Regions from separate parts of the Mus musculus genome. Here regions 2 and 3 are each linked to region 1. The links are chromatin contacts, found by POLR2A ChIA-PET in ENCODE. All regions are on one chromosome and are shown on one strand. Each heading gives the region's core, a stretch centred on a gene start or an enhancer-like site at or near the end of the contact. The rest is flanking DNA. Distances are from core to core; before and after follow the strand shown. Region 1 holds the start of Slc25a4 (solute carrier family 25 (mitochondrial carrier, adenine nucleotide translocator), member 4). Region 2 holds the start of Casp3 (caspase 3). Region 3 holds the start of Acsl1 (acyl-CoA synthetase long-chain family member 1).

Evidence for each region. ChIA-PET counts read pairs that join two places held with the same protein, here RNA polymerase II (POLR2A).
Region 2: POLR2A ChIA-PET joins it to region 1 with 36 read pairs in embryonic stem cell. The contact joins the promoter of Casp3 here to the promoter of Slc25a4 in region 1. POLR2A ChIA-PET finds 5 or more read pairs at or near these places in 4 of 5 experiments (Patski and embryonic stem cell).
Region 3: POLR2A ChIA-PET joins it to region 1 with 14 read pairs in embryonic stem cell. The contact joins the promoter of Acsl1 here to the promoter of Slc25a4 in region 1. POLR2A ChIA-PET finds 5 or more read pairs at or near these places in 4 of 5 experiments (Patski and embryonic stem cell).

What each region holds. Positions count from the first base shown.
Region 1 is chr8:46,209,185-46,213,456 of GRCm38, forward strand. Slc25a4 (solute carrier family 25 (mitochondrial carrier, adenine nucleotide translocator), member 4) reads right to left here and starts at 1,878. Exons shown (of 4, transcript NM_007450.5): 1 at 1,628-1,878; 2 at 1-324. The coding sequence starts at 1,738.
Region 2 is chr8:46,615,030-46,619,301 of GRCm38, forward strand. Casp3 (caspase 3) reads left to right here and starts at 2,262. Exons shown (of 7, transcript NM_001284409.1): 1 at 2,262-2,472. Primpol (primase and polymerase (DNA-directed)) reads right to left here and starts at 2,198. Exons shown (of 15, transcript NM_001001184.2): 1 at 2,105-2,198.
Region 3 is chr8:46,468,502-46,472,773 of GRCm38, forward strand. It overlaps Acsl1 (acyl-CoA synthetase long-chain family member 1), which reads left to right and starts at 2,536. Exons shown (of 21, transcript NM_007981.4): 1 at 2,536-2,729. It overlaps Gm31050 (a long non-coding RNA gene), which reads right to left and starts at 2,549. Exons shown (of 2, transcript XR_378936.3): 1 at 2,104-2,549; 2 at 1,490-1,998.

The DNA of each region.
Region 1 (4,272 bases), core at 628-3,127:
CACGTCGGCAGCCAGCCTGGTCCTAGCAAAGTCCAGCGGGTAGACGAAGCAGAGGGAGGTGGCCCCAGCTGCCCCACCAGAGGCCAGGTTACCAGCAAAGTAGCGCCAGAACTGCTTATGGCGATCCACGCCTCCCAGGAAGATCTGCTTGTACTTGTCTTTGAAGGCGAAGTTCAGGGCTTGAGTGGGGAAGTACCGGATCACGTTGGCCAGGTTACCCCTCCAGAAAGAGAGAAAGCCCTGCTCCTTGGGGATTCTCACGACACAATCAATGATGCCTTTGTACTGCTTCTCTGCACTGATCTGTTTGCTGGCATGCTGGACCTAGTTTGGGGTGGGAGGGAGGAAGGGGTGGCAGAGGACAGGCAGAGAGAAGGGAAGACAGAGGGGGAAAAAGGATTTGTATTTCCTCAGTTTTTCTTATTTTTGTTTTGAAAGGATAGGGTCATCCTATATAGCCCAGGCTAGCCTGGAACTAAAAAATCATCCTGTGTTGCCTCCCAAATGCTGGGATTATAAATGTGCACTGCTATGCCCAGGGTTCCTCGCCCATCTTTCACTTTCAAGTGACAAGGGAGAATTCCAATTGTTTTTTAATGTATCAGGAAATCAGTTACCAAGAACATACCAATAAATGTTAGTTACTTGACTAAGCTAAAAAGCAGTCCAATTTCTCGACATTATAAGGACATTTGAGCGAAATTCCCTGCAGGCTTATGGGGAATGGCAATAAAGATCCCTCCCTCAAGGGCTCTTAACATGGTGAGCAGATGACAATGTCCCTGCTTTACTCGAATGTCCCCCGAGACAAGGTTGTCTTAACAGTAGGTGTCTGAAAATTTTCAAGCAGATAATTCAAGTGATTAGTGAGTTACTACTGCCGTGGCCAATCTGTTGGAGCATTTTGTGTTATGTTTAAATGCCCAAACGGCTCTTCCCCATTGAACAGCGTTTGCCTTTGAGATGGATCAGATGATGATGGCAGGCCCCTTCAATGACCGGGGAGAAAATTATATGGGGACAAGATGGCCAAGGCGGTCTGAATTTATCCTGAATATTACTTCTGGATTTCTGCCTCAGTGTCTCCATCTGTGAATACGGGCCAAGGACGATTCCTATCTTGCAGAGGTTATAGGAAAGATGAATGAAATCAATGTCAAGTTATAGCGCAGCGCACGCGACATAGAGCGAACCCCAGTCAATGATTAATCTGATGCTTCAATTGTCAAGGGTGGATGCAGATAAGAAGGTGCAGAGGATGTGGCCAAAGGGTGAGGCCCGCCTAAGAGGCCTTAGATGGAATGTCGCTTGCTGTACCGGGCACAGGATCTGGCTCGAGGTAGACCAGCTTCGGGGTGGGTTTCCATATATAGACACCCCAACGCGGGCGCCACCCGACACCAGGAATCTGCCACTGACGCTGGACCTGTATCTGCGTAGAGGGCACCTTCCCCTTCGCCTAGGCCCCGGGCTTGCGGCCTAGCACAGATTTTTCCGCAGCGTCGCGCGCGCCCGCGCCGCAGCATCCCCGCGCCCCGCCCGCATCCCTGCGCCCTGACGCGCGCGCCCCGCCCCGCATCCCCCCAGCGCCCTGCCGCGCCCCGCTCGCGCCCCCAGCCGTCCTGACCTGCAGCAGCAGTTTGACCCTCTCGATCGGGGCGACCGCCGTCTTGGAGACGGCGGCGGCGATGCCACCTGCCAGGAAGTCCTTAAGAAAGCTCAAAGCCTGATCCCCCATGCTGAAAGCCGGGCGCACACAGCCTGCAAGGAGCCGCTCGTTTGCTCTTGCCTACGCCCGGCCAGGCACCGCCACCCCGAATCCGTCCCTGCACGACGCGAAGGGACCGCCCGCCTGACCGCAGCCCTCCTTATATCCCCGGCTCGGCGTCTCGCGAGAGGAGGAGGGACCCCGGCGAGCGCGCAGCGCGCATTGGCTGGGCTGGTCCCTGGACAGCCCCTCTCCATCCCCCTCCTTTGCAGAGGGCATTGGGGGCGAAGACGCTTCCGGGAGCTAGGGGTGGGTTGGGGGCTGTGCCTGCAGCTTGGGACGTTTAAAGGGCAAATTCATGCTATCTGTCCCAGCGAGCCGAGGGAACACCGTGTCTCTGCTGCATGTGGACCGTTGTATTTATAGCTCACGAGGGTTTAGCCTGGGGACGACCTGGGGACAGAGAGGGGGCCCCTTGATGCTTCAAGGGAAGCTCTTTTTGACCTCGATCTTGCACCACGGTGCTTTTGGCCAAGAAGGTTTCAGGCTTCCACCCCTTCCCGTTGTCAGGGCGTTTCCAACTAGAGCTCCCTGCCTGGATTCGGGCCTCTGCAGAACTCTGCGTTTCTGCAAATAAATCATACTCCTCCCAAATACATACTAACATCTTTTTAATGCCATTATTGCCTCATAGTAGAGGGCAAGCTCCTGTCTCCGACTTCTCTCCATTCAATCCTTGAACCATTCAGTCAATAGAAAATATGTATGCACCGGGCACTCTGCGCCATCAGGGAAAAAGAAAAAAAGCAGAATGCAGCGGCGCTAGGTGGATTCTCAGTTTGGCAGTGAATGTGGATGTGTGGCTTTTCTGTTAACTCGGCCTGTCACACTGACACACAGGCCGAGGACTCCTAAGGAAAAGACTCTCCTTTATTAGCTCCTAGTCTCTCTCAGCTCTTGGGATTCTCTCGTGGACAGACCTCTAAAGGGCTTGAATGCGTGCTCAGCTCTTAATGGAATCTCAACCGTATTTCGTGCAGGATGGTTCCAGTTGGCTGGCGGCTTCTTAAGGATCAGAGTCCTCAGACTTTTGGGAAGGTCGACTCCTTGGCTGTGTCTGACTCTATAACAGACAGCTTGAGGTTGGGGGAGGGGGGCCGAGGCACTGTCTAATCCCAGGAAAGTGATTGCAGTTTTTTTTTGTTGTTGTTGTTGTTGTTTTTTGTTTTTAATACATGGATGTGAGATTTCGTTACCCTCACCTCATTTAAGGCAGTTCAAATATAACTGTGCATATTTTCCATACTGCTGCCCCTTCCACAAGAATGAGTGCTATTAGGGTTTTTTTGTTGTTCTTTTCTTTTCTTCGTTTAACTTCAAGCCCCTTACTCTGTTCTTTTCCCACATTTGCTAACCTTCGTTTGGACATCGGTCAAGGCAGTTCATCTTTTTAAAAGTTTGCTGATCTATGCATATTTCATGTTAGGTGCTGACTGAGCTGCACCTGTGTGTCGCTCAGAGCCTAAAGACTTACTAGAGCAGAGGTCACTGGCGGGATGCCAGGAGCACATAGGTGATGTATTTATTTGCAGTTGGGAGAAACAAGGCTGGGACCCGTTACCATGTTGCTGGAGGTCAAAGAAGACACACGCATAGACAAACATAAAAGGCATCTCTGTGTTCCTTCACCAGATACCAACTGAGCAATCACTGTGTACCAGGAAGTGTGGCCTCTAAAGGAAACGCAAGTAGCACCTTGAGCCACCTCCAAGGACCTTTAAGTTCAGGGTTGTCCATCACAGTTTCACACAGCAATTTCCATGGACAATAAAATTTCTATATTAGTCATAATTATAATTGTGTGTCTACTCCATTTGGCTCTATAAATATTGGGAAGTAAATGAAGCCATTTCCTTTCAGTTCTGTGTTAGAGGTTGCCTACTTAATTACCTATTTGTCTTTACTTAATTACCAATTTGTTTTTACTTAATCACCTATTTGTTTTTATTTTTATTTTTCATTTATTAAGGGTTAAAGCAAAATTACAACTTTTATTTCTTTTATTGAAAATATGTTTTTTTCATATAGTATATTCTGATTATGGGTTTCCCTCCCCTTGGTTTTCCCAGTTTCTCTACCACTCCCATCCAAATCCACAGCCTTTCTGACTCTCATTACAGAACAGTCATGTGGGGGCTGGAAAGATGGCTCAGTGGTTAAGAGCACTGACTGCTCTTCCAGTGGTCCAGAGTTCAATTCCCAGCTACCACATGGTGGCTCACAACCATCTCTAATGGGATCCAATGCCCTCTTCTGGTGTGTCTGAAGACAGCAACACTGTACTCGCATACATAAAATAAATAAATAAATATATCTTTTTTAAAAAGAAAACAGTCATGTAAGGAATAATGTAAGATGCAATAATAAGAAAAAAAACAAACAAATAGGAATAGGGCAGAACAAACAAACAGAAGAAAAAGAGCCAAAGAAAAAGCACCAGACACACACTTGCCAGCATGCATAGGAATCCCATTAAAAACACTAAACCAGAAACCATGATGTAA
Region 2 (4,272 bases), core at 1,012-3,511, 410 kb after region 1:
ATCATTTATGAACGCTTGTTATACTTTATTTATCTGCGTGTATTTGTGTAAATGTGGATTGTGTTCTTGAAAGTCAGAAGAGGGTGCTGGGTCCTCTAGAGCTAGAGTTACAAGTGGCATGAGCCACCTGAGTTGGAAGAGCAAGAGCTCTTTCTTAACTACCCAACCAATCCTTCACCACCTTTTAAATGCACTCTATAATCCCTCTATACAATATCTACGACTTAAGTATTCATCTTTAAGTAGTCATCTTAAAGTACGCTATTAAGGTTTACTTACAAACATATTACTATATAAGCTTACTTTCTAGAATGTGTAACAACTTAAGAAATTAAATATAAAAGACTGAATTTCTTCTGTCCCACTTATTTACTGCCTAGAATCAGAAGGTGTATTTTTTTTTAAGATTTATTTATTTATTTTATGTATGCAAGCATACTGTCCCTCTCTTCAGAGACACCAGAAGAGGACACTGGGTCCCTTTACAGATGGTTGTGAGCCACCATGTGGTTGCTGGGAATTGAACTCAGGACCTCTGGAAGAACAGTCAGTGTTCTTAACTGCTGAGCCATCTCTCCAGCCCCAGAAGTCATTTTTTAAATATCCCTAAAACTAGTAGGAGGGATAAGAAACCCTATAACAGTATACTGTTTCAGGTGTTGGTTCTTTTCCTCCTCCCTGGTCTCCCACCCCAAAGAGCAAAACTCTACCAGATAAATGACCTTCACACCATTTTTACAAATGATTAACTTATCATGTAATTGCTATAGTAATTTAGCTTATGAAGGCTAAGTCTTCTTGCAGATGTAGGCCCTAAAACGTTTACCTATTATACTTCTAGTTCAGTTTTCTCGCCAAATGGAAGAGAGTGACCACGCCCCGCTTTTAGATCACTTCAGAAAGCCATCTTACTCCAGCTCCTGGAAAGCAGTCACATTGCTTTTCATGAATTCTTTCTCTCTTGAGGCCCAGAACGGCTTCAGGTCCCTCTGGGTCCCCATTTACAGGGCGGCTTCAGGTCCCTCTGAGTCCCCACAGTGAGGAGAAATTACAGGGCTTAGATGAAAACTATCACCTCCAGATGTTTTGCTCTAACGAACTTCTCTAGATGAAGTCAACATTAACGGCAGGAAACTGCTGAGGATACCTTATCTAAGGTATCACTTTGTTAAGAACGTTTAGCACAGGGAGGGGTCCGGGCACAAGGGGTTTCTCAATTAGACCCTTCCTTGTGAACTACAGCCTCCACGATGCACTGCGAGGGTTGAATGCATCCTACTGCTAAAGTCCAACAGAAAATGGCTGATTCTAACTTACTTTGGGAGGGATAATGATAGATCAATTTGTTTCTGGAATCTACATTTAACCACTATGGCTCTTCATGAGAGCAAACCACTTATCTTTTTCTTTCTTTTTTTTTCCCCCCCAAGACAGGGTTTCTCTGTGTAGCCCTGGCTGTCCTGGAACTCACTCTGTAGACCAGGCTGGCCTCGAACTCAGAAATCTACCTGCCTCTGCCTCCCAAGTGCTGGGATTAAAGGCGTGCACCACCACTGCCCGTCCACTTATCCTTTTAAAGCCTTTGATGGAACTGGAAAAAATAAAAAATGTATTATGGAAATGCAAGAGCTTGAATTCCACACGCAACGAACGGTAGACATCTGTGTGGCTACGTGTACGTCAGTCCCTTACATCCAACGAAGCAAAGGCGGTGAAGGCAAGAGGCTGCTCTCTGGAGTACATTTGTCCTTAAGAATATTCTGGGCCCCTGAAATTCGATGCTGATCGCTGTGCTCGTGTTTTCGTATATTATGCAAAAACAAAACAAAACAAAACCCACTTCCCAGAGTCAGAGTCTGAATGAAATAGGACGTAAACCAGTCAGAGATTTCAGTAAGGTAGTCAGGACCTCTCACTGAGGGAGCAAGAGGTGGACGGAAGTGAAGAAAGGCCTCGGTGCAATTGAGAGGAAGTAGAATTACCGAGTGCGGGGCACAGCTCTATTTTCTCCTGCCAGAGTTCTGACTGGCAGAGGCGCCTCCCTAGACGCCCATCTTGGCGCCCCCGGAATCAGGCGTGGCCGAAAGACCTCTCTAAAATTTACCTCAAGTGGCGCAAGTCGGCCGGAGGCGGCAGCTGGCGGAGCCAGAGATGGCGGGAACCAGAGCTTGAAACCCGCGCGAGGGGGCGGAGCCGGAGGGGGCGGGGCCCTAGGCTTGCCCTGGGTGGGCGGGGCCTGCGCTACGAGACGGGGCTCAGTCGGGGCTGAAACCACCAATCGCGACTGGCGTGTGCGAGATGAGGTGTTGGGGGGTGTGTGAGGGGGGATGGGGCGGGGAGGTAGAGAAGGGGCGTGGCGTGGGGCGTGACCGGCGGTAGTCTGCTGTTGCTGCTGCTGCTGCTGCAGTTGCAGTGTTGGTGCTGGTGGGATCAAAGCGCAGTGTCCTGCGGCGGGGAGCTTGGAACGGTACGGTGAGTGTCTGCTGCTCTCGCGCCTTCGAAGGCCTGTGTTGTCCCCCGGAGCTGGCGCTCTTTTGGCGGGTCTGCAGCTCCTTGGAGGAGGCGGGGGAAACGGGCAATCTGGGCGGAGGATCCTTTGTGTTGCCTCCAGGCTTGCTCAGGCAAACACTGAAGGCAGAGAAGCTGGAAACAGCGCCGGGAGCGCGATCCCGAGCTGAGAACCCAGACCCGGGAGGCCAAACCGGTGTCCCTAAACCTGGGTGAGCCGGTGCGGTGTCCCTAAACCTGGGTGAGCCGGAGCGGGTTCAGACCCCTCGAGCATGGCACACGGGCCGCGCTGAGGCTTAAAGGCGGAGTCAGGGGGGTATCTGGAGATCGCCCGGGGTACAGAGCTTCAGGGGCGGGAGGGGGTGAGGCCATAGTGTGGGGGTGAACCTGGAAGCCGAGTGGCGGGAGGTGGCGGGATCCTGGATCTGCAGGCCGAGGTGTGGACTCGGTAGCAGAGGATGGATAGGGGAAGTTCTGCCCTGGGGCCTGGAAGCTAGGCTGATGCTGACCTTGTGGCGGCTCTAAGTGACCCAGCCTCCCTCTGTTACAAGAGCATTTGATCTCCACCTTTAGTTTTCTCCAGTGCACTGTGATTTTTGGTTCTTGCGGAGAGCTGATTTTAAGCATTACTCCTTGAATACTCCAGCTCATTCCTTTGTTGGTCAAAGTCACTGTAGGAGCTTGCATTGACATCTCTTGAGCCATGCTCGGTTACTGTCCCTTCTTCGCGCTTATTAATTAGTCTGTGAAGTTCGACTTGAACAGCAGGGTCTTTACCTCATTCTCCGTTGAGTCACCCAGGAAACGTCCTTCTCAGGCACCTCTTGTGGACCCAACTTCTTCCGCCGTTAGTCCCCGAGCCTTGTAGACCTACGAGTCTGACAGATTTGTACCTGGCCCCTCTTCGGAGTCTTGTGGACTTTCTACGTGTCTGCCAGACTTGTGCCCACCTCAGGGAACTGAAGCAGCCTCCTTGCAGGTCTCTGTCTCCCGCCCAAGACCCCTCTCCAGTGCTCTCTTTAAGACACGAACAAAAACAGTTTTCTAGATGTTCATGTTTACCCTGAAGGCTTAAGTGTAAAACCGTATCCTCTAAACCGGGTTAGCGAAGCCAAACCCTGGGTCTTGGCTGTCTCCCCCCGCCCCCCCCCCTTTTTAGCAGAATGAAGAAGCTCTCCAGGCAATATTGGATACTGTGTCCTTTTCGGGTTTTCTTTCCAGCCCTCTGAGTCCACTGGCTCACCTTTTCTCCCCCTGAGACATTAGCTTATGAACAGGAGCTGCTACGGAGGTTTCCCTTAGTTAGCAATTCCTAGCTGAATCTTCCCATTCCTCCCTTTGCGGCAGGCATTTCCTGAAAGCAGCCGTGTCATATCCTCTACTTTTGCTTGTTTATTGTTTGCCTACCGAACTGTGAGCAAACAACAGTAGGCTCGAACTTTAGCTTGGCTCCCTTCCTTACTGGCTTTTTTTTTTCCACAAGTGACTACTCAACCCATTGGGGTGGGTGGGAAATGTGGGGCCATCGTTACAGTAAGAGTATACACAATAGCAGAGGAGATGCTAAGCTGGGGGTTTGGCCAGCCTTTGGGAAGTTACTTTGGATATGTTAATGGTGGCCACAGGCAGGAGCCCTAAGTATGGAGTGTAGAACCCTGTGACAACCTGGTGTTGAAGCTTTAAAGAATGGCTTTGTTTTGCTGTCCAGTAGACTAAGGCTTTTGGAAAGTGAGAAGGTGTTTTTTTAGTGAGTGGAAGTTTATT
Region 3 (4,272 bases), core at 1,286-3,785, 260 kb after region 1:
ATATATGGGACCCACCATAGCGCCTTCCTCCTGAAAATGAGGAAGCATGCCAAACACACTTGCTCCTTCTGTGGCAAGACCAAGGTGAAAAGATAAGCCATTGGCACCTGGCATCGTGGTTTGTCCATGTAAACAGTGGCTGGCAGGGGGCCTGGGTTTTACAATATATCTTCTGTCTCAGTCAGGTCTGCCATCTGAAGACTGAAGGGACTAACTCAAAGACCAGTAGGAGCATTACTGTTCAAGATTTACCTAACCTGCAATAAATGAATTTATGTTAACAAAAAAATAAAAAGGAGAGGAGAAAAATGAGTAATATTGCAGGTGAAGAGAGACTCAAAGAAGCCAAGATGTAGTCAACTGAAAATGAATGGAGTCTCTTTCTCCTTATAGACAATAAAGTCTTATAGACCTGGAAGATAGTAATCTCAAGGACCTAGAAGACTCGGTTGCTATAGTGTTTTTCAACCTTCCTAATGCTGCCATGCTTTAATATAGCTCCTCATATTGTGGTGGTCCCCAACCATAAAATTTTCATTGCTGTGTCATAACTACAATTTTGCTACTGCTATGAATTGTAAATATCTGTTTTTCCAATGGTCTTAGGCGGCCCCTGAGAAAGGGTCATTCAATCCCTCCCCCGCCTCCCCAAAGGGGTTGTGACCCCCCTAGATTAAGCAGCGCTGATATGGCAGCTGTTTGTGTGAGGATTGCCTCACCAACATTGGACAAGGAGCCTCAGACTCCACAGGAGGAAGGCCAGAGACACCCAGGAAAAGTCCTTATTCCTTGATGAGTCAGCTTGAGTATACTTGTGACTAGAGGGAATGAATCATCTCCCAAGAGGGTAGGGGAGGCCTCTGTGGTTATAAAGGCCATGGTTTAGAAGCAGATGATCTTGAATTCTAAGAATGGTCCCCCCCACCCCCTTTTCTTTCCCCCGAGACAGGGCTTCTCTGTGTAGCCCTGGCTGTCCTGGAACTCACTCTGTAGACCAGGTTGGCCTCAAACTCAGAAATCTGCCTGCCTCTGCCTCCAAGTGCTGGGATTAAAGGCGTGCGCCACCACTGCCCGGCGGCCATGCCCTTTCTTATACCTGACTCTGCCCTTCAGTTTCCTGTTCTACAGAAGAGGACCAAAGGTGGTACCACCTCATAGGGTTATGGACATTATAGTTGATTAACAGTGTCACCTAGTAAATGATATGTTATTAGAGGTGTTCTGGCAATAATTGTCCCTCAAATTTAAGGCAATATTAGAAAGACTTCCATCTAATGCTGGGAGCAAACCCTCCTGTACCTGGATGACTGTCTTCATGCAATAGCATGAGGTGAACCTGGCAACAATTATATTGACCTTTTTTTTTTCCCATTCAAAATGTTAGCATGATCTACATCTTACCTTAACCACACTGACCAGTTCTGGACACTGAGCAACAGTGATGGCTCTAGTATTTAACCTTTTAAAAGATTATCTTAAAGCTTTGGGGTATCTTTAAGATTTTTTAAAATGACGTTTGAAGAAGGGTTACATGCGCACATGGTAACTCACAGTCCTGAGGATTGAGAATTGCACTTCAGGCTTTGTGACAGGCATGGGCTTTAACCCAGTGAGCCATCCTACTGGCCTTGCATTGGCCGTTGGTAGCCCTTAAAAGGTTTTCCCAAGGGATTTGTCAAGTCTACAGAGCCAAGGCTGAGCAGGGCAGACAAGCCTTTAAAACTTGGCAGGTGGACACCGTCCTTGAGCAACGACTAAGTCTGCTTTTCACTTGAACCACACAGGGGCCTGGGTTGTCCAGAGATGCCTCATGGCCAGGATATTGCGGAAGTCCTGTATTCCTAGCCAAGGACTGTGGCGAAACTTGGTGTGGGGACCGTGGTGAAACTGGATTAAAGGGGTTCGTGTATATCTGTGCTAAAGAAAGATGGGACTTCTTCAGCTACCGTGGTCCCTCCAAGCAGAGAAGCAAGCAGAGAGGCTATGCCAAGGTGTCAGCTGTGGAAGAATGTTAAGGATGGAAGAGCTAAAGGGCACCTGCAACATTCCATAGCATCACATTATCAGGGTTCAGGAGACTTCCAGATTTACCCTTTGCCCTACCTCAGATTCGTTGTGAAACTAGAGGGCAGTTTGGGTGACCTTAGTGGCTTTTGCTTGCTGACAGCCATGCTCATGGACCTGAGGGAGGCCACGCCCACCTTGCGGCTTTGGAGGGAGAGGCGGAGTCAGCAGGACTGGGCGGGACCTGAAGGAGGACTGGGCCTTAAGGGGCGGGGCAAAAGACCGAGGAGGCGCGGCCGGAGGGGAAGGACTGGAGCTGGTGGGCGTGGCCTGAGAGGCACCGCGGGTCTGAGGGGCTTGGATCAGCCCAGATAGGGCGGGGCTTGGGAGGCGGGAATGGCGCCGATGGGGCGGGACCTGAGAGGAGCGGTGGGTGTGATGGGGCGGGACAGCCTCGACCTGTGCGACAGGAGGGGAGGAGCTGGCGAGGGGGAGTGGGCGCGCTAAGAGATGGGGCGGGGAGGAGCCTGCGGACGGGGCGGGGCGGCGTGGCACGGCACGCGCACTACCAGCCGCCCGGCCCTGCTGCTGCTGCTGCAACGCCGGTGGCGCAGCCAAGAGAGCAGCTGCGGCCGCGACTCCTTAAATAGCATCGCAACCCGGCGCGGGGCAGTTCGTGGATTGCAGTGACAGCCGCCTGTGGAGCAGCCCGGGCAGCGGAGGAGGTGAGTGCGCCAGCCGCGAAGGGCCGCGAGTCGGCCAAGGCGACCCTAGCCGGGCCGAGACGGGAGAACCTCCCCGCGGCTCTGCGGGACGTTCCGCTTTTCCGGCCTGGGCTCCACGGCCTCGTTTCCCTCGGCTTCGGGAGGCTCTGGGGCCGCTCCGGCGGCCGCCGCTTCCGGTGCCGGAGCCCGGGTTCCCCCGCGGGCCGTGCGCGCGCGGGGCTGGTGCACCGCGGAGTCAAGAGGTTCCTCTCTGCACGGTCCCTGGCTGGTGTGGCGGCTGGGACCTTCCCTCCCCGGCTCAGGTGCCGAGAGGTGGTCCTGCTTGCTGGGGACCCTGGCGTCTCCGCCACCGCATCCCTCGTACCCCCAGAGGCGGGGATTGTGAGGCGCGCACTCACCGCGCGTGGACACGGACTGTCCCGGTGCCGCTCTGTGACGTGCCCCTGCGCCGAGCGTTCGAGGAGGGTCAGAAGCAGCGCTCAGAGCCCGATGTCATAAGTAGAAATTCTCGCGGTGTCTCCAAGAGGAGCTCCCAGAGCCACTACACACAGTGGTGATGGAGTCATTGATTTAAGGCAATCTGGCTTTTAATTTTTTTTTAAATTAGGGAGCAAAAATGATATTTATCACCTTGAAACGTAGACCCCGAGTGCTGATACAGGACTTAAAAGATCACATGGATTAGAATCTAGAGAAGGCAGCTCCATCTAATCACTGCACTATGCCCGAGCTTACAGACCATCTTGCCACACCGCTCAAGCTCATGGTTATGGAACCTAGTTAAGAATGGCCGTTATGAAAATGCTTCCTCTTGGAACTGTGAGTATCCATCTCTAGTCTTCCCTTTAAGGACTTGACATTTGATTATGTTTCTGGGATACACGTTTCAAAACGTAATCTGTGGTTAGCCCAATGAAAATTATTAGCGTAACTCAGAAATCATCCAAACCCTTCTAGTTCACCAAAGTTAAGAACTGAAGGTCTGCAATGGGCAAGGTTAAGAATGGGAGCAACGGAAAGGAACCATCGGTTTGGAGCAATGTGGTGAGGTGTGACAACAGAAAACAGACAGGGCCGGATCCTGGGAGATGTTTTTTCTTGTAGTTCAGCTGAAGGAAATCCCTTTGTGGTGGGAGGCTGGTTCTTTGTAAAAGGTCTGCATTGAGATCTTGAGCTAAAATTATATGACTGGAGAAGGTAAAAAAAAAAAAAAGAAAAAAAGCAACACACCTTATTCACTTACCTCTTCTAAATTTACAGTAAACAGACAAAACTTAAAACAAAAACAAAAAACCCCTCCCCATTCGTGATTCTAAGCATTTTCACATGTTTCCTTCCTGTCTCTGTTATTTATATTTTATCAGTGTTTTATTATTATTACAGCCTGACTGAAATCATGAGGCCTTGGAAATTTTGACATTTAACATGCGTGGCATCTGGCACAGTGGGGACAGGTTATCTATTTATACCATACAGGTACTTTTCAGCTACTCAGTTCCTGAGTTAAATGTGAAGTCACCAAATGCAAGCCAACATGTCACAG